Regions from separate parts of the Mus musculus genome. Here all the other regions are linked to region 6. A link is a loop called in an ENCODE intact Hi-C map of the cell type or tissue named here. Cell type or tissue: left cerebral cortex. All regions are shown on one strand. Region 1 has its middle 2.3 kb from the start of Spidr. Region 2 overlaps Spidr (scaffolding protein involved in DNA repair). Region 3 overlaps Spidr (scaffolding protein involved in DNA repair). Region 4 overlaps Spidr (scaffolding protein involved in DNA repair). Region 5 has its middle 4.6 kb from the start of Snai2. Region 6 holds the start of Cebpd (CCAAT/enhancer binding protein (C/EBP), delta).

Region 1 (4,000 bases), 260 kb before region 6:
GTCTTTCTGTCTCTTTTACCTATGTCCAGGAGCCTTGAGGGGATGAGTTTGATAAAAGCATTCTATATAGGGTTGAGTGCTCCAAAGTCTCTCACTCTCTGGACATTATCCATTCTCTGTGTTAATTAACATATATGAAGTCAAACTTCTTTGATGAGAGTTCAAGAACTCACATTTTAAATCCTAAGCAGAAAGTAGAAAGAGTGGCTCAAAATGGCATGGGTCTTTAAAGTTTTAAAGTCTGCCCCCAGGGGGCATACCTCTACTAACAAAGCAACATCTCTTAAAACTCCCCAACAGAATGTACCACCAACCAGAGGCCAAGTATTCAAATGCCTTAGACTGTGGTGAATATCTCATTCAGGCCACCACAATGTGCTGTTAAAAATAAAGATTTTTTTTTTGTGTGTGTTTTATTATGACAGTTGTTTATTGTTTTTCTCTGTGTCTGGTTTCTAATTAGAAAAAATAGTCTTAAAAGACATTAAAAGTTTATTTAAAAATTATCTATGTCAATGTGTCTAAGTTTTGTATAACATCTAGATCTTTTTTTTTTTTTTTTTTTTCAAGACAGGTTTTCTCTGTATAGCCCTGGCTGTCCTGGAACTCACTCTGTAGACCAGGCTCGCCATGAATTCAGAAATCCACCTGCCTCTGCCTCTCAAGTGCTGGGATTAAAGGCATGCGCCACCACTGCCCGGCAACATCTAGATTTTAAAGCACAATTTATGCTTCAATACTTTTTAAACTGACATTCAACAACCATAATTAGAGACTAAAGCCAGTGAGGGTACAATCACTCAAAGGACAGCCAATATTTTCACCCTTGTTTTTAGGCTTAGTTCTAGGGAATGATGGAACAGCTCTCAAAGCATTCTACAGCTTAGATGAGATACTTATCTTCTTGACCATATAGACCATGGATACCTCCGAGGCTAAATGTTAGCCAGCATATATTGTGCAAATAGGAAGTGCTGATTCTAGAGTCAGCAGAACCAGGCACTCCAGGTGAGGGGTGTTGCTCCCTTTACTGGTTTTCTATTCCAAATAGCTTATGCAGGGACAAAGCAGCAATGATAAACATACACTTTCTCCAGATGTGCTCACAAGTCTCATGGCCAAATGGAAACTGTATGCATAATGTCCTTAAATGTGATAAGCTAGGGGGAAAACCTCATCTTGCCATGGCATTACTTGGGCAAGTGGAGGGAGGCATTGCTCCCTGAAGAGTATACAAAAATCTAAAGGAGAAGAATTCATAAGGAGGATAATGTAGGAAAGTCTATGTCATATTCAGGCTCCAAGTTCTATGTATGTAAATGCATTCAGATAGATTCATCTAAACTCATCAGTATTGATAACCTTCAATCATGCTTTGGTTTGTTGCATTATTTTTCATCTGATACTGTTGGCACTCAAACGACTAAGCTTTACACTCTCTTCCTTTTAATGCATTTCACCATCATCATTTTTCTTGAAGTTGTTCTTTTCTATCTCACTAAATTGTGTTGAAAAAAGATTTAATTTATTTTTATTTTATATTTATGGTTGTTTTTCCTGCTTCTATGTCTGTGTACCAACCATATGCATTCATTGTTCACAGAGTCCAGAAGAGGGCAGTGGATCACATGGAACTGAAATTGAAGTTATTGGCAACCAAACCTGGGTCTTCTGCAAGAGCAACAATTGCTCTTAACCTCTAAGTCATCTCTCTAGCCCCATTTGCCATATTCTTAATATATAGCTATCAGCATTAAAAAAAAAAACACACACACACACACACACAACCATAGCCCTGAGAACAAACTATAAAGAATGACTATCCTGAAATGCACACAGCCATGGCTTTCATGGATCTCTCCTTGATTGGATTATCAATTTACATAATCATCTTATTCTTGCTTAAGCCTAGCATTTCAATCTTGTAAAATTTGTGTCACCTAGGACATGCAACCATTTCAAACTAAACTCTCTGTGGTGCAGGATTCCAACTATTTCCTTCTATAGAAAATACATAGTCTCTTTCCCAATCAACAGATAAGGTTGGGAGTTTTGTGGTCCTTTTTAGGTAGGTCTGCGCCTCTCAGCCTGGAATTGGCTGTAGAGGATTCATTGATCATAATTGTGCTTGCCAAAAAGACATTTGGGATCCCAGCTCTCAGGAAGGAATTATGGCAGGAGAGAACAGACTAGAGAAAATTATATCAATATTAATATATAAAAGAAATCAATAAGCAGAGAATGGCAAGAAGCCACCCCCAACCTGGTATTCATTCAACAAATGGAATATATTCATTGAAAGCCCAAACTTGTATGAATATTGTACATAACCCATAAAAAGTGATAGGCCTCTGACCCAGTGTATCTGGAACACACTTGTTTGTTTGTTTGTTTGTAGCTCACTCTCATTCTTGGGAGTGTTTCAAATTTTTACATAGACTATATCTGTATTTCTAATCACAGAGCCATGGTCCAATTCATTGCAGTAGGACACAAGAACCTATATACTTCAGCAGGCATTCCTGGAACACTCCAGTAGACCTCACATCTATATCTATAAAAGTTTGGATAGAAATATTCAGGGAAGGTGAGAGTTATAAGAGGAAGTGACAAGCTAGCATTGTATTAGTGCTGCAGAAGGACTACAAACCAATAGCAAAACCACATATTCTAGAAAGACTAAGAAAACTATTCCAAGAGAAAACTAAACTTGGTGTTTCCTTTCACGTAGCCTAAGACAGCCTTGAATTCACTACTTTTGGGAATTTGGGAAAATTGTAATTCTCTAAAATATCAGCCCATGGGAAAAGAAGGGCAGGATTTTTTTTTTTTTTTGCAACTCGGACTTTAAAAACAAACAAACAACAACAAAACAAATATTATTTTGCCATGTGCGGTAGTGCACAGCAGTAATCTCAGCACTCAGGAGGCAGAGACAGGAAAATCTCTGAGTTGAGGCTAGCCTGGTCTACACTGTAAGTTCTAGGATAGTCAGGGCTAAGTAGTGAGAGACCCTGTCTCAACAAACACAAACAAACAAGCTAACCAGTGGAAGAAACAAACAGAAACCCAAAGCAGACAGAAAACCCCACTGTCTTGTGTTACGTCAGTAAGCCAGTCATTTTGTCCTTTTTTCTCCTATGCTGTAGTCCCCCTTTGCAGAATGGCATATCAAAAACTGCTCCACTTGCAGTAGTATTTTTAATTCATTAAGGGCCTTGTTTCCCACTCTGCCTATCTTTCAGTTAGAGAATAAAGTCACCACCCAGGCTCTAAGCTCCTCTTCTGTACACATCTGTAAATACAACTTTCTGAGAATCCTTTCCATTGTCCACTCCAAGTTTTCAACAATATAGTTTATTTAATATTTTCTTCAATATATATCTTTATAGAATATGCCTCCGCTAATCTAGTTTCTACTTAAGTCCCATGCAAACACATTCTTGACAAGGACTTATTTAGTGTTTTTTTCGACACTAGAAACCCTGTTAATCCAGTTTCCACTCAAGTAGCAGCTCTCTGTCCTGCTGGTTTGAACATACATAGACAACTATGTCCTAGCGCTTTAAAACATCCAAGGAACGGCTTCATCTTCCACATTAAAATGTTCCCTGAACCAGCATCTAGAAATTTAAGAATGTAAGCTCTCTGGCTTTTCCCAGATCTATAGTATGTGAAACCTACTTTATAACAAATCCAACTAGTGTTCCTATAGTTTTTTTTTTTAAATAGGAAATCTTTGCTCTTGATATTTATGAATTTTATATTTAAGAATTCCTCATTAGTTAGAGAAGTACTATTCCTTTTCCTGGCTTACTTATGTTTTATTACTAATTAACAATAATTATTGAATTCTAGTTTACGGCTGCCAAGCCAACGACCACCATATCCCAGAACTCACTTGGCTCACCTCCCACCCTTACTTGTGTTACATCATTTTCCATATAAATAAGGAGAACACCCCCTCCTCGCTCTCTTCTCTTCTCTCTCTGCCACTCCC
Region 2 (4,000 bases), 220 kb before region 6:
TATGATGGAGAGTTTTTTCTGTTAACATTTTTTTTTTGTTACACACACAATATATGCACATATACATGAAGCAAATAAACCTAAATATGTATTTTATATATTATAATTTGATAAATACATTAAGTATTTAAAACCAACCCATTGTTTAAAAGTGATATAGAACTTTTCCTTTGGAACGATTTTGATTTTTTTCTACATGGGTTATATAAACTGGGTATCAAGACGTCAGTGATATTTGAAGAAACCTATCTTCCCATTAAATCTTTTTTTTAAACATTTTTTATTAGATATTTTCTTCATTTACAATTCAAATGCTATCCCAAAAGTCCCCTATAGCCTCCCCCTGCCCCCAGTAAATCTTTTACTCTCTATATCCTTCCATATAAGTTGTAGGTGTAGACTATGGTCTGGAACTACACAGTAGTTACAGCTTTCATTTGTATGTATATACCCAATGTGTTATATAATATGTTGGGTACTATAGACTCTTTTGCACAGTGTTCCCTCATTCAGTTTCCAGAGTAACTCTGTTGAAATGAATATCACTGTGTTTATTTTGCATGTGAGATTTACTTGGCCATATCTCAAATAATAGAAATATGCCCCAAATAACTTTGCTTGTTAGGGTCATTTGTGGTGGTCATCTAGACAGTTTTACTAACTGTCTAACTCATGTAAGATTTTCTTAAAGGAGTAATATTTAAGAGAAAGCAATAAAGGGCAGTCTGAATTTACTATTTAGGTCTATAAGGGAACAGATAACTTACTTTGCTAGCTTGCTTGTCATCATCTACTTGCGTAGGAAAACCTTACATCTAGGTTTTGGCACACTGTGGTATTTGGCTCTCATGGAGGGAAAATCATTCCACTGTGTCCTCACTTTTAAGGTACCTGTTAGAACTTGCTATACTTGTTTGGCCTTTGTGGGAGGCTGTATGCAGCATTCTGTCTGGTGGATATCTTTCCTTTGGTTTACTTGAGAGGCCTGCCAGATTCTGCCCATGGAGAGCAGAGTAATGGGTGTCAGACGATTGGGGAAAAAAACATATTTGCTTGAATCAAATTTCTCACTTGTCTTGTGTTTTTACTTCTATCATTTTTTTGTGGTAGTGGGTTACATTATTATACAATGAAACAAGACTGCCTTTACTTTCATTTGTGTATAATATTTAGTTTTTTTTATTGAACATTTTTAGAAGGAAAATCCAATGGATCTTTAAAAAACTTTTTATTGGTTCTTTCTGAGTTTCACATCATGCACTCCAACCCCACTCATCTCTCAGTCCCTTTGTACTTACCCTCTGCCCTTGTCACCTCCTCCTAAAGAAAAACAAAACAAAAATAAAATATAAACAAAAGAAAACAAAGTTTAGAAAACATCTTGTCATGGACACTGTAGTGTGTTACAGTGTGTCCCACAATATACACTTCTGTCCACATGTTTTTGCTTGCAGATGTTTATTTCATTGAATCATTGGTCTGCTTGGAGGCTATCAGTACTGGACACTATCAGTATTGGATCTTCACTGGCACTCCTCTTAGATATCTTGTTATTGCCCTGGGTTGTGAGTTCCTGCAGCTTTGGATCAGTAGGACTAGCTTATTCACACACTCTAGCAGTTCATCTATGAGGTAGATGCTGGAGTAGGCTAACTCAAAGCCCTGGATCTGGGCATTGGTGGTAGGTGACTTCCTCAGCTTGACAGCTCTCCTGCATCTGTACCACTAGGGGGAGCTGTCCAGCATTACTTGAGCGAGTTCACACAGTGCTGCCAATGACAAGGGGCAGAGTAAGCTCTTAGGTTCTCATGCCCCTGAACAGCTCATCTTCAACCATAGGACTAGAGACAGCTCTACTCTTGTGCTCCGTTCACCCATCTGCCTACCACATACTTATACTTTGTAGTGGCTCCCACTGCAGGAAGACCATGTTGCTGGTCTCTGGGTGTCTTCCTCTGCCCATGCCACTGGGGCCCCTCCCTGTTCCTAAGCTAACCTGTGTACAATAAACCATTTCTGTAAATAAATGCTTTGAGTTTCACATATAAGAAAAACAGCCTAAAATCTGAAATTAGAGTTCTGAAAAAATTTAGACAAGGGAATAGAAAGGAAAGACTTTATGTATGTTAACGATGTAATTTCTTTTCCTTTCTTTTTTTGTTTTGTTTTGTTTTGTTTTGAGACAGGGTTTCTCTGTGTATCCCTGGCTGTCCTGGAACTCACTTTGTAGACCAGGCTGGCCTCGAACTCAGAAATCCGCCTGCCTCTGCCACCCGAGTGCTGGGATTAAAGGCCTGCGTCACCACGCCCAGCAACGATGTAATATTTTAATGCTTCATGAAAGTCAGAAAATAGTAAAGAGAACTGAAGAAGATATGTTTATTTGTTATTACAGCAGGTTTGTGTGTGTTCGGGTCCTAAAAAAGTAATTTCTATTTATTTGCTATTTAGCTTCCTCTCGCGTTCTCTCTCTCTCTCTCTCTCTCTCTCTCTCTCTCTCTCTCTCTCTCTCTCTCCCTCTTCCTTTCTCTCTGCCTCTCTCTCCTCCTCCCTCCCTCCCCCACCCCCCCATTAATTATCTGTAGCTGTCCAGCAGCCATGGAGAACTGGGTACACTTGAAAGGAAGGCTGGGAATGAAATAGCACTGCGGGCGAGAAAAGAATGAAGCCAAGACAAAGATTTCTTATCATGGCTCAAAATTTCAGCTCTGAGTTTTTATAGGCAAAAGCCAAAAACCAATCCCTTTGTTTCAGCTGGATTCTGTTGCTTTGTTTCAGCTAGATTGAGTTGCAAAGTAAACTCAGTAAGTGGTCAGCTCCTTAAGGCTCCATAGGAAATGCAAATGTGGCAAGGCCAGGCCCTGACTCCAGCTGCATTGTTAAACCAGCTGAAGTTTGTTTAGCCTATTCAAGGCTGGGGGAAGGGCACAATTATTCCACATACCTTTCTTATTTCATAGCTTATATTTTCATCAAGTTGTGATCAGTGGCATATGATTGTAATCCTAGCATTTAGGATGCTGAGGCAGGAGTATCACAGATTAAAGGCAAGCCTGAGACACAGTGTTAGTTTGTGGTTAGCCTGGACTTAGAGGGATCCTCTCTTGGAAAACAACAGTAGCAGTAGCAGCAGCAACTGCAGCAGCAGCAACTGCAGCAGCAGCAGCAGCAACAGCAACAACAACAATAACAACAACAACAACAACAAGAACTAAAAAGGCAACAACTTAGCTTTCCCTCTCTCTTTTAGATATAATAAATTTACAGTGGTTTCCTAGTGACCCAATTTCCAGCAGTGTCAGGAGACACTGTATAACACCAGGTTTCCTTAAGGCTAAAATTTTTAATCATCCTCATAGCAATAGTGTGAATAGAAGATTAAGATGTAAAGTCATATTGTCGTTCCCTGTAAATTGTTTTAAGCATGGAATGGCATTGGCATATCTAGTTAGAATTTGTTTCTCAACTCAAGATTATTTACCTGATCATTGTGATACTTCCAAAGGAATTTGCGTGAGTGTGTGTGTGTGTGTGTGTGTGTGCGCGCGCGCGCGCGCACACACGCGTGCGCAATTGCAATTTATTTGCATAAAATGTGTTTCTTGTTGTGTCTTTAGTCTTGATGATATTTACACTTAGGAATTTAGGATATGAGATTTGTATATATGCACATCCCACTAAGTTTTAAAATAGCACATAATTACAATATTTTGTGAGGTCTTTGGATAGAGATAATTGGTATTAACATTTTTTACTTCTGTTTTTTTCCTTTTTTTAATTAGATATTTTCTTTATTTACATTTCAAATGTCATCCCCTTTAATGGTTTCCCCTCTGAAAATCCCCTATCCCATCCCTCTCCCCCTGCTCACCAACCCAACCGCTCCCGTTTCCCTTTCCTGGCATTCCCTTACACTGGGGCATTGAACCTTCACAAGACCAAGTCTCTCCTCCCATTGATGTCCAACAGGGCCACCCACCCTCTGTTACGTATGCAGCTG
Region 3 (4,000 bases), 63 kb before region 6:
GAGGAGACCGACTTACAGACAAGATGCCATGTGAAGCTCTAAAGGCCATGCATGAACAGCAAGGTGACACAAATGGGGTCAGTGCCCACAAAGACTGTGTGGGAAGTTCTCATTTGTATGGAACAGACATAAACATTCTTGGAGATGCAGAGACTTCAGAAGGAAGTTCTCTGGTGTAATTTAGGGGAGAAATTTGAAGATGCTTCATTATTTTCTATAATTTTTACAAAAGTGATTGACAGATGTAAATAAAGCCTGTGAGCTCTAGGAAGTTGGCAGGAAGGAAGGTCAGTGAAAGAACTACTAGAGGAGGAGACTTGGCTAATCTGCTCATGGAAAGAACAAAATGATATAGGGTACTCGATAGTGAAGCAGATCTGAAGGTGTCTAGTGTGAGCATGAGTAATACCAGCGGGAATACACCAGTGGGAAGGAAGTTGGGAGGCATGTTATACAGGCTTGGCAGGCACCTTACAGGTTGAAGTAAGCAGCCTGAAGCAAATTCACACCTGGACCCAACCTTTCTAGAAAGAAGAGAGTTGTCATCTAACGGTGGCTACTTAGCTACCTGCTGTCTCTGGTACAGGAAACTGCATATGGTTTAATATTGAAAATAATTTATTTAAAGTACATTAAAACAATTTAACGGGTTTCAGTAATTTTGTTCCTAGAACTTGTATAATAACTTATAAGGTTTTCATTAATATTGGGTGCAGGGCTTGTATGTATGCATTTTACTAAAGCTGTTTTCATTTGGTAGAGTCAGAGAGGATAAAGTATATATGTGTACTTCATAAATGAGATGATTTATAAACCATTACATTAGACAAGTCTTGCTGGTGTACTTCTGTTTGTTTGTTTTTACAATTTTATTAGGTTCTTAACCTCTACTGCCTTTCCAACCGTTGTTGAACCCTAATCCCTTCCAAACCCCCAATAGTAGGTAGAGGACAAAGCTGAGAGGGGAAAGGGTGAATAGATCTATTTCAGCCAACAAAATAGACTACTTCCTATTGATTAGAGATATTGAATTTCTTGGGGCAAGTCCACCCTTCATCATCAGGATATCTTCACTTTTCTTTTTCTCATCTCTTTGCTCATGAACACTTGACTAACTGAAACAACAGCAAGCAGGGTCTTGTTGGAGCTCCAGAGAGACCCCAGAATTAAACTGTCTCACCAGTATTTGGGAGCCATCTTAGATCTAATGTCATATAATACAGATCAGGACTCTTTGTAGAGTCAGAACCTGTGATGCCTCGCTCTCCATCCCACTTTTTCCTTCACAAGTTGACCTCTTTATCCCTATGCCCCAAAATGAAGAACCTTTTGGTTTCTGAAGCAGGAGAGACAGAAGTCTGATCTTCAGCAGACAGGACTGTTTATTAACACACACAACTTGGGACAACCTCTCTCAGGCTACAAACTGAAGGAAGTGATGACTGTGATTCTTCATCAAGGAGGTGTGAGGGGCTTGGAAATGAGGAAACTGTTGTAGTCTACAACTGCCTCACCTACAATCTGTCTTTACAGAAATTGTGTGCCTGAGTCAAGACATACTATCACTTCTGGGATAACTGGTGACAGATCATCTCTAATATCATAGGAGTTGCTTAATGTTGTGACAGTGGTAGTAGATATGGAATCCTACCCGGTATCAAAACTATATGAACTATACATTTAGCAAGGAAAGTTTATTATTTGTTCCTGTCCAGTGGTACTGGAAAGTTCATACCAAGCATGGTGGCACATGCCTGTAATGTCAATACTTAGGAAACTGTAACAATGAGCTTCAAGTTTGAGGCAAGCCAGGGATACATAGGGAAATCCTATTTTAGTATGGAGAGAGAGAGAGAGAGAGAGAGAGAGAGAGAGAGAGAGCTCCTGTCACATTTTAGCAGGAAAAAATATGGTTTTTAAATGAATAAGAAACATTTCTGTAGAGCCGGGCGTGGTGGCACACACCTTTAATCCCAGCACTTGGGAGGCAGAGGCAGGCGGATTTCTGAGTTCGAGGCCAGCCTGGTCTACAAAGTGAGTTCCAGCAGCCAGGGCTACACAGAGAAACCCTGTCTTGAAAAAAAAAAGAAAAAATTCTGTATAGCAAAAAACCTGCTGTTAACATCTCTTCATGTTAAAAAGATAAACAGCAGGATTAAGTGTTTACTTTGAGCTCCCATGCCTGGCTGTTTTTCGAGAAAAGGGAACGCAGTGTCCTGTGTCTAGTTCCCAGCTGCAGGGAAGCAGCCCTCCTCCTGTCTTCTGGGGAGCTCCTCTCTCATCTGGGTCAAGCCTCTCCTGGCTCTTCCTGCTCCTGGGCCGCCCTTCTCTGTCTCTTGCTTTTTATGTTTATACTCCGTACTCCAGTTCCTTCTCCCTTGTTCTTGAGTTGATGCTTAGTAAAAGGTTCTGAAGTAGAGAATAAGATTTTGTAGATCCTCAGAGACTGCAGCCTCCGACAGTGACCTAGAATAGAACAGCCAGCCTGTCTTGATTCCGGGAATTCTTAGTGGACTGCTAAGAACTGCCCCGATCTCAGCGTAAACACCCACATGGTCACTTAATCTTCCTTCTTGGCAAATGTGCATGTGCTGACACACACGTCCGCAGTTTCCCTTGCTCCCTCTCTGTGGAGCAGTGAAATTGTACCACTGAATGAAAGAAAGAGAAGTTAGTTTAAAAGGAAGAGGGAGAGTTTGAAATTCTCAAAGGGATTAGCCTTTAAATACCCCTCTACAAATCTAACTTTTTTCCTTTGTCATTCATTTGATAGTTTTTGTTTTTTATTATATGTAATTTTTAAAGCGTTTTAAAGCTGCAATGAAGCTGATAAAGGCAAAAAATAAAAAGTTTTCAGGGTCTGGATATAGCTTTGACTGAATGCTTGATTTCTACACACGAGGCCCTGAGTTCAATCACCAGTGTATGTAAATGTGTGCACACATATACACATACACAGGAGGGAAAACATTTTTCAAAGGCAAACATTAACTATATAATAGACCTTTATATGTCTAGCATGTTAGACCTCTTATGTGTGTTCTTTTGTTTCTGAAAAGGATGATAAGGGTTCATAAATGTCACCTGCGTTCTCTTTGTTGTTGTGTTTCTTTTTGATTCGGTGTCTCACTGTGTATCACAGAGTAACTTTGGACTTGCTGTATATATCCCACAGTGGCTTCAAATCATGATCTCTGCCTTGGGCCTGGGATTAGAGGCTGATGCCATTGTGTCTACCACTGTGGCTGTCTCCTGATTGCGGAGGTTCTTCCTGGGTGGAACCGAGTGACTAGCTAGGACAGGGCCAATGTAGGTAATGCATTTCCAAGTTATTTTTGCTTTACCCTTAGCAAAACATTACATTACAAATAAAACCACAGTAGCTAAGGGGTGAGATTGCTGCCATAAAACCCGTCATCACAGGTTGGTTCAGGCAGAAGCTTTACGCTGCTATCATCTCTCTCCCTCTTTGCTTTCACATAAAGATTACCCTTCTATGAAGACAAATAAATGAATATCACTAGCAATTCAGATTGTCTAGATGGATGACAGAAAATAAGATTTTTGATTTGGGAAAAAGTATAAGAACTCAGGTGGTGGTAAGCAAGTTAAAGTTACCTGGATTGTGTGGGAGCCAGTGGAGTTGTGTTCATCAGCCACAGAGCACAAAGTTAAGTCTCTTTCCCAGGCCTTGCAGGCTTTTCTGTTCCACATGATAACAGCCAGAGACATGGGAACCTGTTTGGATAAGGGTGTTTGTTTTATGCCTCAGTACTATAAGAGTAGAATTTACTTATTAGAATGTTATTCCAAGCACAGAATGGTGAGCTGTCTGATAAAATAAGTCCAGTTCTGGAGCTCTTATTCTAACCATGAACATCTTACTACCTCCCTGTGAAACAGTTTTCTGTTGGTAATCTAAATTAATCATTACTAAAGATAGTATCCATCTCTCCTTCATGACAAGTGCTCACAAACAGTTCTGAGAGCTCCCGTGATG
Region 4 (4,000 bases), 130 kb before region 6:
TTTGGAAGAGAGACCCTCAAATGGCAAAATTCTCCAGCTCGATTGACCTATTGAGAAGTCTGAAGGACATTTTTTCGATTGATGAATGATATGGGCGTTTTGAGCTCATTGTGGGCAGTTCCACCCCTTGACAGATGGTCCTTGATGGTTTAAGAAAGCAGCCTGAGCAAACTATGGTGAGAAGGCCAGTAAACAGTGTTCCTCCATGGCCTGTGCATCACCTCCTGCATCATTGTTCCTACCTTGAGTTCCTGGCCAGACTTTCCTGAATGATGAACTTGAAGCTGTAAGATGAATTAAAGTCTTTCCTTCATAATTTGTGTTTGGTTATGACATTTTAATCACAGCAATGGAAACTCTAACTAAGATAGTATGTAAATATTAAAATTGTAATATCCTTTTGGTAGATTTTTCTTTTATGAGTATATGTACCTCCCTATCTCTTCTGATGAGTTTTGGGTTGAGGTCCATCTTGTCAACTATTAAGATAGCTAGACCTTAAATTTCCATCCTTCTAACCTAAGGTGGTATCTGTCTGTTAATATGATATATTTCTTAGAGGTAGCAAAAACAAACAAAGCTATAAGATACACAATGTTTATAAAAGTACTGTCAAGTCCATTTTATATTGGCCACTTACTGCTGAGGTTGTACAGATTTTAGGACACATACATAACTGAAAAGAGATCAAGAAGGATACAAATAGGAAATAAAGAAATCAAAGTGTTCTTATGCACAAATTTTATGATTTTATGCATAAAACACACTAAAAATTCCATCAGGGAACTTTTACATCTGATAAACACTTTCAGTAAAGTAGCAGGATGCAAAAATTAACTCAGAAAAATTAGGAGTCTTTGTATATACAAATGACAAACTAGCTGTGAAATAAATCAGAAAAAAGCACCTTTTAACAATGACCTCAAAAATGTGCATGTATGAGAGCGTGTGTGTGTGTGTGTGTGTGTGTGTGTGTGTTTGTGTGTGTGTGGAGAGAGAGAGAGAGAGAGAGAGAGAGAGAGAGAGAGAGAGAGAGAGAGACCGACCTTAGGTAACTATAACCGAGCAAGTGAAAGACTTGAATAATAAAAACTCTTTGCATTAAAGAAAGAAATGGGTAAAGACCTCAGAAAATTGAAAAATCTCCCGTGCTAATGAATTTGTAAATTAATATTATGAACATGGCCATCCTGCTAAACATAATTTATTTTCAAAAGTCCATATCAAAATGCCAGCATAATTCTTAACAGAAATTGAAGCAATGTTTCTTTTTTTTTTTTAATTTTATTTGATAGACAAGCTATTTTTTGCTTCATGTGAAAACATAAAAACTCAGGATAGGTAAAAACACTACTGCATAATTAAAGTAATTGCTGAACATAACACTATCTAAGGTTTCAAGTCAAAAAATAAAAGCAGCTTAGTTCTGACATAAAAACAGACCCATTGATCAATGGAATCAAATTGAACACACAAACATAATTTCACATGCTTATGGACACCTGAGTTTTGACAAAGAAGCCAAGAATACACATTAGAGAGAAGAGAATCTTCAACAAATGGAACAAATGGTGCTGGTAGAATTGAATAGTTGCATGTGCAGGAATTCAGATAGATTCATTCTCTCTCTCTCTCTCTCTCTCTCTCTCTCTCTCTCTCTCTCTCTCTCTCTCTCTCTTTCTCATGTGTGTGTATGTGTGTATCACCATATCACCCTGACAAAAACTCAACATCAAGTAGATGAAAGCCCTCAACGTCAGACCCCTAATTTGATAGAAAAGAAGTAGTTCAATAATGTCAGACTCATTGGCACAGGAAAAGTCTTTCTGAGAAGGAAAACAATAGCACATCACTAAAACTGGTAGTTAATAAATGGGACCTAAAGAAGCTGCAAATCTTTTTTTTTTAATTTAATTTTATTTTTTACACTCCATATTCCATTCCCCGCCCCCTATCCACCCTCCATCTGCTCCTCATCCCACACCTCCTCCCCACCCCACCCCACCTCCACATCGAAGCCCAAACACCCCACCCCACCTGACCTCTAAACTCCTTGGGGCCTCCAGTCTCTTGAGGGTTAGGTGTATCATCTCTGAATGAATACAGACCCAGAAGTCCCCTACTGTATGTGTGTTGGGGGCCTCATATCAGCTGGTGTATGCTGTCTGTTTGGTGGTCCAGTGTTTGAGACATATCAGGGGTCCAGATTAATTGAGACTGCTGATACTTCTACAAGATTCCCCTTCTCCTCAGCTTTCTTAAGCCTTCTCTAATTCAACAACAGGGGTCAGCTGAAGCAGCTGCAAATCTTATGTGTGTCAAAGGACATCATCATTTGCACAAAGTGACAGGCTATAGAATATAAAAAGATCTTCATTTTTTACACATCTGATACGGTTAATATCCAAAATATATAAAGAATAAAAATAACTGAACATCAAGAAAGTAAATAAGTGCTTCCATTGTGCTTCTGCACCCAGGAGATGGGGCTGTTCTACAGCCCTCTGAGCACAGGTACAGCCAGAGGAAAGCTGGTCTCCAAGTAGTGTTCTGACACCCAGGCTCAGAGGTGAGATCTCCAAATTTTTTTTCCAGTGATTGTCTAAGGTGGGACCAGCCAGAAGTACACAGGACACAGGAGCAGTGGATCAGCTAGGACAGGGTCCTTCCAGTTGCCATCTGCATCCAGGAGCTTGGACTGTTCCACAGACCTCTGTCTTAAGGGTCCTACCAGGGGAGAGCTGGTCTCCCAGGAGGGCTGACTCCCAGGCGGGCTTACAGGTCCACAAGTGGGACAAGCTCAAGGCAGAGAAAGAAAAACCAAATAACACCAGAGATAACCAGATGGCAAAAGGCAAGCACAAGAAACTTAACAACAGAAACCAAGACTACGTGGCATCATCAGAACCCAATTCCCATAACACAGCAAGTTGTGGATACCCCAACACACTGGAAAAGCAAGATTTAGATTTAAAATCACATCTCATGAGGACTTTAAGAAGGACAGAAATAACACCCTTAAAGAAATAGTGGAGAACACAGGAAAACAGGTAGAAGCCTTTGAAGAGGAAACACAATAATTCCTTAAAGAATTACAGGAAAACACAATCAAGCAGGTGAAGGAAATTGAACAAAGCCATCCAGGATCTAAAAATGGAAGTAGAAACAATAAAGATATCACAAAGGGAGACAAGCCTGGAGTTAGAAAATCCAGGAAAAAAATCAGGAATCATAGATGCAAGAATCACTAGCAGAATACAAGAGATAGAAGAGAGAATCTTGGGGGCAGAAGATACCGTAAGACATTGGCACAACAGTCAGAGAAAATGCAAAATGCAAAAAGCTCCTAACCCAAAACATCCAGGAAATCCAGGACACAATGAGAAGACCAAATGTAAAGATAATAGGTATAGACAAGAAGGAAGATTTCCAACTTAAAGGGCCAGAAAATATCTTCAACTTCCCTAACCTAAAGAAAGAGATGCCCATGAACATACCAGAAGACTGCAGAGCTCCAAATAGACTGGATCAGAACAGAAATTCCTTCCGACACATAATAATCAAAAAACCAAATGCAAAAAACAAAGAAAGAATATTAAAAGCAGTAAGGGAAAAAGGTCAAGTAACATATAAAGTTATACTTCTCAGAATTACACCAGACTTCTCGCCAGAGCCTATGAAAGCCAGGAGATCCTGGGCAGATGTCATACAGACCCAAAGAGAACACAAATGCCAGCCCAGGGTACTATATACAGCAAAGCTCTCAATTACTATAGATAGAGAAACCAAGGTATTCCATGACAAAACCAAATTTACACAATATCTTTCCACACATCCAGCCCTTCAAAGGATAATAAATGGAAAACTCCAAAATAAAAAGGAAGGAAATTACACCCTAGCAAAAGCAAGAAAATAATATTCTTTTAACAAACCAGAAAGAAGATAGCTACATAAACACAATTCCACATGCAACAACAAAAATAATAGAAAATAACAATCA
Region 5 (4,000 bases), 1.2 Mb after region 6:
GTAATCTTGACTTGTTTCCCATAAAACTGACTCCTGAATCTCATGGGACCCTGGAAAGTTCATACCATCTCATTTTTCTCATTCTCTCATTTCCTGTACTTTCTAGAGTAGCTGACTAGGATGATTTGAGTCTTTCCCACAAGGCTTCCTGAATTCTTGGGGTATTTTTCCCTCCTGACTCCAGGCGGGCTGGCTTCTTCTCTTCTCTTCTCTTCTCTTCTCTTCTCTTCTCTTCTCTTCTCTTCTCTTCTCTTTTCCCTTTCCTTCCCTCCCCTCCCCTCCCCTTTCCTCTCTTCCCCTTCCCTCCCCTCCCCCTCCACTCCCTCTTCCCCTCCCTTTCTTTCTTTCTTTCTTTCTTTCTTTCTTTCTTTCTCTTTCTTTCTTCCTTTCTTCCTTCCTTCCTTTCTTTCCAGAGAAGACATGGTCATATTCTTTCAGCAGAGAAATGTCTTGGTTGGAATAGTTGGTATTTATACTATACACATGTAGGTCTTCACATATATAGAAAGATAGTGGATGGAAGCTGTCTGTTATGTTAAGAAAATGAAGTCAATCTATTTCCAAGTGAAATACCTAGGCCATGAAAAAATAGGATATCCCATATAGTGCTGGGCCCATCCCTAAAGTGAACCATAGTTCTTTGGAGGCACAGCACATGGCAGGATCATTAATACCTGTTGTGAAGAACGTGAATTGATGAAAAGTCATTGGGTTAGTCAGTAGTATCTGTACACTACTACAAAATACTATTAATTTTAAAATATGCTGGATAGGAACAAATTTTTATAATATTAACTGGAGCTTCGTTGACAGTGGTATAATTTCCTTTGTGGGTTTGTGCATGTTTATATATCTATATGAATTTAGACATATTTTCACTCCTTATTTTTAATTCAACTCAGTCTCTGAAAAAGTAAACTATCCCTTAAAATTATAGAAGTAACATTTCCTACACATACTAATTGACTTTACATTTAACTAGATAAATATTCTCTAGCATAAAAGGCAAATTTAGCAGAATCCTATGGCCATGCAGTATTCTGCTTATATACTTCGAATTGTATATTGAAGACTGTCGTTGCAATATGGAAAAAAATTACACACACACACACACACACACACACACACACACGAAAAGAGAGAAAGACAGAAAAAGAGATCATGTTTTCCCGTCGTTAAAGCTGGGCAGGTGTGTGTGCATGTGTGTGTGTGCGCATGCTTGCACCTATTGAATTTGGAATAAAAACAGTACCAATGAAAATGATGTCGGGATGCCATCCCCTGGTTAGGGATTTTTATCATTTCTTATGTATTCACTAGACAGACCCTTCCTTATCTACTAACTTTCTCTGTCTCTCAGAAGTGAGCAGGAATGCTACTCGTTGAGTAAATATCTGCACATTTGGTCAGCACTATTCGAGATATTTTAAATAGGAAGTCTTCTTTAACCTGAGAAAAAAATTTAATAGGGTGCTTTCTGCTACTCATCTGTATTTAACCTCTTTTTCCTCTTGTAGAATTTGAGTTTCCTTTCCTGCTGGGTAGAGACAATGTGAATAGTCCTTCACCTCGAGTTCACCTCTTTAGTGCTTGGTTTATACTTCTGCAGAGTAATAATGATGCTATCTATCCAATGAACAAGAAAGACTGGAAAATGTTATACCTGCCTGTATTTTATACACGGGCTCAGAGATACGTGGTTGCAAAGAGACACCTACTGGTCAGCTTTGGAAGTGATAGAGTTTTCTTTTCTTTTCTCTAACTTCTTGACAACATCTGCCACCTAGTGGAAAATAGGTTAACACGACTGTACATTAAACATCCTAATTTTTTAATCACTTCAATTTTAAATAAACTTAATTGTTTTAAATTTATTGGTATGTTCTTAACTTTAAAACTTACAATGTGACATTGCACCACAAGTTACAGTTACTTTATAAGTGAACATAGTTTTGGCATGATCAGACATTAGAAATATTTTTATTTTTAATTTTGAGTCAGCTTCTCACTATATAACCTCTGGCTGGCTTTGGATACTATGCACACATCCATCCCAAATCTAGAAGTGGATGAAGTAATAGACACAGAGTTGTTTTCAACCCTTATGCCTTTTCCAGCTTAGCTCGGCTCCAATACAGTGCTGTAATATAGAACCGGACAACACTCAGTTCTATAGGATCATATGATCATGGATAATGCTAAGAATAGCCTCTTTTTGAGTAAAGATTTACTTTTTAAAAAACTTTTGTATCTGCATGAAAGTATGTGCTCTTACGTACAGGTGTCGGTGGAGGTCAGAAGAGAGTGACAAGTTCTCTAGAGCTGGAGTTATAGAGATTTGTGAGTCACCCAACATGGATATTGGAGCAGAACTTAGGTCTTCTGTAAGAATAAAAAGTTCTGTAAGCAACTGATCCTTCTCTGCAGTCCCAGATGGTTAGTGTGAGCTTGCCAAGATACCACACATTTTTATATGCATTATTTCAGTGACCATCTCTCAAATTGTTAATCCTATAAAATATTGTTAATCCTATAAAATATTGTCCTTGTTTTTAGAAGAAAAAATAAAGTCACAAATTGTCTTTATCAAATTACACTGATATTAAACAGTGAGTATACTTTATTCATTCCTTGATATTTTCATAAATATATCTTCATCTTATTCACCCTCCATTTCTTCTCTCCAACTCATCCATAACACATCTCCTTCCTGACCTCATTTCCTTTTTGGTTTTCATTTATTTGTTCATGGTTTTTTTTTCTTTAAATCCATGGAGTTCAATTACTTCTACCCATTTGTGTGGCCATCCACTCGGGAATATGGAGCCAACTGGTTATTTCTAAAGAAAAGTGACTTTTGCTGTCCCTAGTAAAGATCATTTCTCCATAAACGCCTTCCATACTAAAATTTTAAGTGGCTTGGTCTTGTAGAGGTTTCATGCAGGTAACCATAGCTACTGTGGGGCATGTATGCTACTTTTTGTGTAAAAATTTACTTTTATTTGTTTTTATTTACTAGGAAGTAGTATGGTCTTTTGTACTATCTTCATCTTCTCAGAAATTTATATTTGTATACTTTCAATACACTTTACTAGAGGATTCTATGCCAAATCATATATGTGAGTTAAACAAATGAAGGATCAACAAGACAAAGAAAGACTCAGATTTTACCTTGAAAAAACAATGGCTAAAGATAATTTGTTACTAAACCTTTGGTTTCTTTACACTTTGTATTTTCTTACACTGAATGGCTTGAAGACATACATAGTTCATGTTGCAGGAAATAGTAAAAGAAAGTGGCATTTTCCTTCATTTCTCCGAGCTACTCTCAGCCCCTGAGGTCTTGCCAGCCAGTTTTTATCTTGTGGAGACTCTCTGACTCAGTGCTCCAAAATCTGTCTACCCAACTCACTCACTAAGTTCCCACTGGTGGGTTGTTATGGTGCGAGCTTTGTGCTTCAAAACCCCCATGGTGCACATCTGGCAAACCCATGCTTTGCCTCCATACCTTTCTCCCTTGAACCCAGCCAAATTGCCACATGAAGGAAAACACCACACAAACTTAGTTCAGAAACAATGATATCGCTGGGTGCAACAACTAGAATCCTGTAATCTTGTAAGCCATATTAAATCTGAATCCTCCGGTAGCAAATCCGCCATGATTTGCCATATAAGCTCAGAGATACTAGGACCTAAATCTTGTCCTCTCTCTATCCCAATCCAAAAAGCCCCTAACTCTCTCCTGCTTCCTCTCTTTCTCCATTCAACCTGGAAGTCCCTCCTACTTACCCAGTGATTGGTTCCTTTATTTATTTGGAGGAAGATTCACAAGAAGTCACCTGAGAATGTGACTCATTCCTTGTTCCAGATAGCCCCTTCTGGAAAACTAACATCGAAATAAACACATCACCAGAGCCATCCACAACAGGTTCATATGAAGCTCTTGAAGCAGGATCAGAAAGATGGATCACTGTGTAAAGGTTCTTGCTATCAAAGCAAA
Region 6 (4,000 bases):
GCTACCATTATAAAAAATAATTTAAGGGGAAAGATTAATATAGCTTCTCTCGCAGTCCAGTGCCCAAGCTGCAGCTTCCTGTCGCTCGCAGGTCCCAAAGAAACTAGCGATTCGGGCGGCGTCTGCTCCCCGCTGTCGGGGTCTGAGGTATAGGTCGTTCAGAGTCTCAAAGGCCCACGCCGCGCGTTACCGGCAGTCGGCGCCGGTGGGCGGCAGGAAAGGCGGGCTGGGCAGTTTTTTGAAGAACTGCCGGAGGCCAGCCAGGTCCCGGGTGAGCTGCTCCACGCGCTGATGCAGCTTCTCGTTCTCGGCCGACAACTCCACCAGCTTCTGCTGCATCTCCTGGTTGCGGCGCTTGGCCTTGTCGCGGCTCTTGCGCACAGCGATGTTGTTGCGCTCGCGCCGCTGCCGGTACTCCGGGCTGCCGCGGTCCGGACCCCTCTTGCCCGCGCCCTTTTCTCGGACTGTGCCGGGCGCGAGGCTCGGCCCCGGGCTGCCTCGAGGAGGCTCCGGCGAAGTGGGTGGAGTGGGCTGAGCCGCGGCCGCCAAGCTCACCACTGTCTGCGCGCACACCGCCACTTGCGCCGGCAGCAGGGAGCCCGGCGCGTCGCCGTCGCCCCAGTCGGGTTCGCGCTTGAGCGGCCCCCTAGCGACAGACCCCACACCCGGGGGTCGCGTAGGGCCGCCCTGCAGCAGCTCCAGGCCGCCCGCGCCGGCCGCTTTGTGGTTGCTGTTGAAGAGGTCGGCGAAGAGTTCGTCGTGGCACAGCTCTAGGGTGGGCACGGCGGCCATGGAGTCAATGTAGGCGCTGAAGTCGATGGCGCTCTCGTCGTCGTACATGGCAGGAGTCGTGGAGCCCAGCTCCCCCAGATCCCCTGGCTCGGGCCCTCGGCCGGGCTTGTCCACCCTGCCTGGCTCGTAGAAGGCCGCGGGTTCTGTGGGCCAGGGTGTGCCGCGCACCGGGCTGTCCAGGCTGAAAAGCGCGGCGCTCATGGCGGCGTCGGCCGGACCTGGCGTCCAAGTTGGGCTGTCACCTCGCCGGGCCGGACCGCCGCCTTTTCTAGCCCCAGCTGACGCGCACGCCCCGCCCCGGCCCCAGTGGGTCGGAGACCGGAGCGGGGAGGGACTGGGGTGCTGCTGGGAACGACCCGCCCTCTGCCCGCACTCCTTGCCTTCCCTCCTTCCTGTTTGTGCGGTTTGGACCTACTTAGCCGTCCAAGCCTGGAGCGAAATGAAAATCTGGATTTGGCCCCGACACGCGCAAAGCAGGACGCCTTCAGACATAGCAAAGGCGGAACAGGGATCAAGGCTCCGCAGCTCGAGTCCTGGCACCTCCGCCACGAGACCAGAACTAGTGAACCGTGGTTCGCGGACCCGGGCCTCAGCCTCCGGCGGTCCAGAGTGAGCGCAGCCAGTGGGAGCCTCCTGAAATTCGAACCCTCTCCAGCTACACCTCTCGGAGTGCCCAGGCCCAGCTGCCGTCGAGGTTAGGTTCAGCAACAGAGCCTGATAGACGGACAGATCAACCGGGCTCCCCGCTGACCACAAAGCCAACGGAAGAGTGATGGCCACCCTAACCGCGGTGCGTTTCTCCGCACCTGACAGCGGATCTTGGGTGCTCTGGCATTTCTTCTTGGTTATTAAAGCTGTGCCACCTGGTGGTAGCATAGCATCTTGCTGTTTCTTTTTCTTGCAAATTGTACCCAAAAGGGATATTATTCTGAAATTGTGGCTTGCTGAGAGAAAGCTAAGATTTACATCAGTACTCACAAAGAGGTGTTAAGTTGCCAGCTCTTCAAAATTCGTGAAAAGATGAAGAGAAATTTCAACCCCAGCTACTCAAACCTGATAGGCTAGGTGGGTAGTTGAACCCCAGGAGTTCAAGTGCCTGATGGCCTGTCTCAAGCAAAAGTCAAGAAAATCATCTGTCCAAATTCAGATGTGTCCCTCATATCCCTCCCCTAATTCATTCCGATTCACCAGGTGTTCTGACAACAAACATCAGCTGATTTACACAGAGCAGCCTAGCTCCTACCTTCAGTTCCTGAGGAAAATCCTAATGAGGGGCTGTGGAATATTTAATGGCTTTTTTTGGAAAAAAAAGGTAAACACAGCCTTGGAATTTCATAATGATCAGTGATGTTTATAAATGGCATATGATGTTGCTATTGTAACTAATTGCCTCTGGGGTTAAAGCCAGCGCACATGTGATATGCATGCACAGGAAAACCCTAGGAGACGTTCGTGGTTCTTAGCCCTGGATGCCATAGAAGCATGATTAGAGAACACGTGTTTATCCCTCAGAGAGACCACATTCCGAGGCTGTTTTCAGTGAGACAACATGCTTGTTTTGATACCTGGGTCCACTCACTACGTTTATGAAAAGTTGTGTTTACAAGACAGCGGGGCCAATTAGAATGTCTCAGAAGGACAGGCTACCGTGGCCACTATTGGGCCGCACCTGAAAGCTCTGTGTATTCAGAAACCCGCCAACCAGTGCGTACTTTTCAATTTTCCAGAAATGGAGAAAGGCAACATGACAGAACAACAAAGCATGAATATAGTGTGACATTTGAGAGCTGTTAAAGTTTAGCCCCTGTGACAGTCATTTGTGATCCTTTCATGACTGTTCCCACACACTGTGCCAATCTCAAGGACCTTTCCTAGCACCGTGGGTGGCAACAAAATGACTTAACCATGTAGGCCTAAAAGCAGCCACCAATAGAGAAAGTGTTCAAGCTCAACATAAAAATTAAACTAATTATATAAAATAATTTCCTAAACTATAAATTGAGTTAATCTATAATTTTATAGATGAAATGTACTCAAGATGAATGTGAACACTTCCCATGCCTTATTCCTGTGAGAAATACATCATTTTTAGCTCTTCTCAGCACACCTGCCAAAAGCCTTCTGGCTAGAATCCTTGAGACCCTCTCCTTGTCCTCAGCAATGTCACATATGGAACATATTGGAGGTTCCAATGACACCCAGTCTATGTGGACATTCTGGAAACCTTGGTATTTAAAAGTTCAGGAGCCTAGCAGTGTTGATATGTCTTAGAGTCACAGAGCACTGTCAGACTTGGAAGATCAGTCTGGTCACACCAACCAATCTCCCTGAGGTCCTGCTTGTGCATTTCACTCCATACAAGAACAGTTCTCTAGATGGGATACTCAAATATGTATAAATACTCTAAAAACATTTCCTGATAGCTCTAGGTAAAATGAAATATGAAATCAAGCTTGAAGAGAAGTAAAACTTCCTAGCATTCAAGAAGTGAAGGCAGGAGGATTATGGATTTGAAGCCAGCTTGAGCTACATATTGAGGCTATATATCAAGAAAAGAACGTTGTAATAAATGGCGGTTCGAATGAGAATGGTCCCAGAGGCTCATATGTTTGAATTCTTAATCCCCAGTTGGTGGAACTGTTTGGGGACTATTAAGAGGTGTGGCTTTGTTAGAAGGGGTGCATCACTACAGGCTAGCTTTGAGGTTTCAAAAGGCTGGGACCATTCCCAACATCTCTCCCTGTCTCCTACTTGCAGTTTAAGATGTGAGCTTTCAGCTATTCTTGCTGACATGCTTTTGCTCAATCATCGTGAACTTTAACCATTTGGAACCATACAGCCAATCATACTGTTTCTTTTGTAAGTTGCTTTGGTCAGACTGCTGCCAAGAAAGCAGGTGGGCTGACTGCACATCTTTCCCTCTCCTTCTGCTCCTCCAGATCCAATTCCCCAGTCCCACCCCCAGCTCAGCAGTAGAGCACCTGGTGCTGTCTCCCTTTTGTCTGTGACCTCATCCCCCATGGATCACAAAGATCTTCTCTTCCAAACTTCCAACTTATCCCATTATCCCACCTTCCAACAGCAGCAAGCATCCCCTCTAAACACAGAAGCTGAACAGACCAGGGAGTCAGGTAAGCTTACTGAAGACTTTCACCACTTCCTCTCCAAACTCAGTGCCCTAGCTACGTCCCTATTTCTGTCACAGAAC

The links. Hi-C counts contacts between places; a loop is a spot of excess contacts. Peaks named below come from ENCODE experiments on the same cell type or tissue, not always from the same donor. Only the 100,000 strongest peaks of a DNase experiment are listed, where the experiment ranks them.
Region 1: it touches region 6 in a loop (3-fold over the local background); 14 of 42 quality-filtered maps call a loop at or near these places.
Region 2: it touches region 6 in a loop (10-fold over the local background); 37 of 42 quality-filtered maps call a loop at or near these places.
Region 3: a loop joins it to region 6, with 2.8 times the contacts of the local background. A loop is called at or near these places in 9 of 42 quality-filtered maps.
Region 4: a loop joins it to region 6, with 7 times the contacts of the local background. A loop is called at or near these places in 10 of 42 quality-filtered maps.
Region 5: a loop joins it to region 6, with 3 times the contacts of the local background. A loop is called at or near these places in 12 of 42 quality-filtered maps.

What each region holds. Positions count from the first base shown.
Region 1 is chr16:16,147,150-16,151,149 of GRCm38, reverse strand. No RefSeq gene overlaps it. Among named protein-coding and RNA genes, the nearest start is that of Spidr, 2.3 kb to the right of the region's middle. In left cerebral cortex, CTCF peaks have their summits at 249 (motif pointing right) and 1,607 (motif pointing right); no DNase peak of the experiment used is centred here; H3K4me3 peaks cover 46 bases.
Region 2 is chr16:16,102,196-16,106,195 of GRCm38, reverse strand. The region is part of intron 5 of Spidr (scaffolding protein involved in DNA repair); the gene reads left to right. Among named protein-coding and RNA genes, the nearest start is that of Spidr, 43 kb to the left of the region's middle. In left cerebral cortex, a CTCF peak has its summit at 1,716 (motif pointing right); a DNase peak (open chromatin) is centred at 1,728.
Region 3 is chr16:15,946,933-15,950,932 of GRCm38, reverse strand. The region is part of intron 10 of Spidr (scaffolding protein involved in DNA repair); the gene reads left to right. Among named protein-coding and RNA genes, the nearest start is that of Cebpd, 62 kb to the right of the region's middle. In left cerebral cortex, no CTCF peak of the experiment used is centred here; DNase peaks (open chromatin) are centred at 391, 2,310 and 2,476; H3K27ac peaks cover 619 bases.
Region 4 is chr16:16,015,983-16,019,982 of GRCm38, reverse strand. All of the region lies in intron 8 of Spidr (scaffolding protein involved in DNA repair), which reads left to right. Among named protein-coding and RNA genes, the nearest start is that of Spidr, 130 kb to the left of the region's middle. In left cerebral cortex, a CTCF peak has its summit at 2,469; no DNase peak of the experiment used is centred here.
Region 5 is chr16:14,699,281-14,703,280 of GRCm38, reverse strand. No RefSeq gene overlaps it. Among named protein-coding and RNA genes, the nearest start is that of Snai2, 4.6 kb to the left of the region's middle. In left cerebral cortex, a CTCF peak has its summit at 1,733 (motif pointing left); a DNase peak (open chromatin) is centred at 1,727.
Region 6 is chr16:15,884,318-15,888,317 of GRCm38, reverse strand. Cebpd (CCAAT/enhancer binding protein (C/EBP), delta) reads right to left here and starts at 1,032. Exons shown (of 1, transcript NM_007679.4): 1 at 1-1,032. The coding sequence starts at 993. The coding sequence ends at 187. In left cerebral cortex, CTCF peaks have their summits at 191, 735 and 1,651 (motif pointing left); DNase peaks (open chromatin) are centred at 301, 575, 1,093 and 1,645; H3K4me3 peaks cover 1,735 bases; H3K27ac peaks cover 1,617 bases.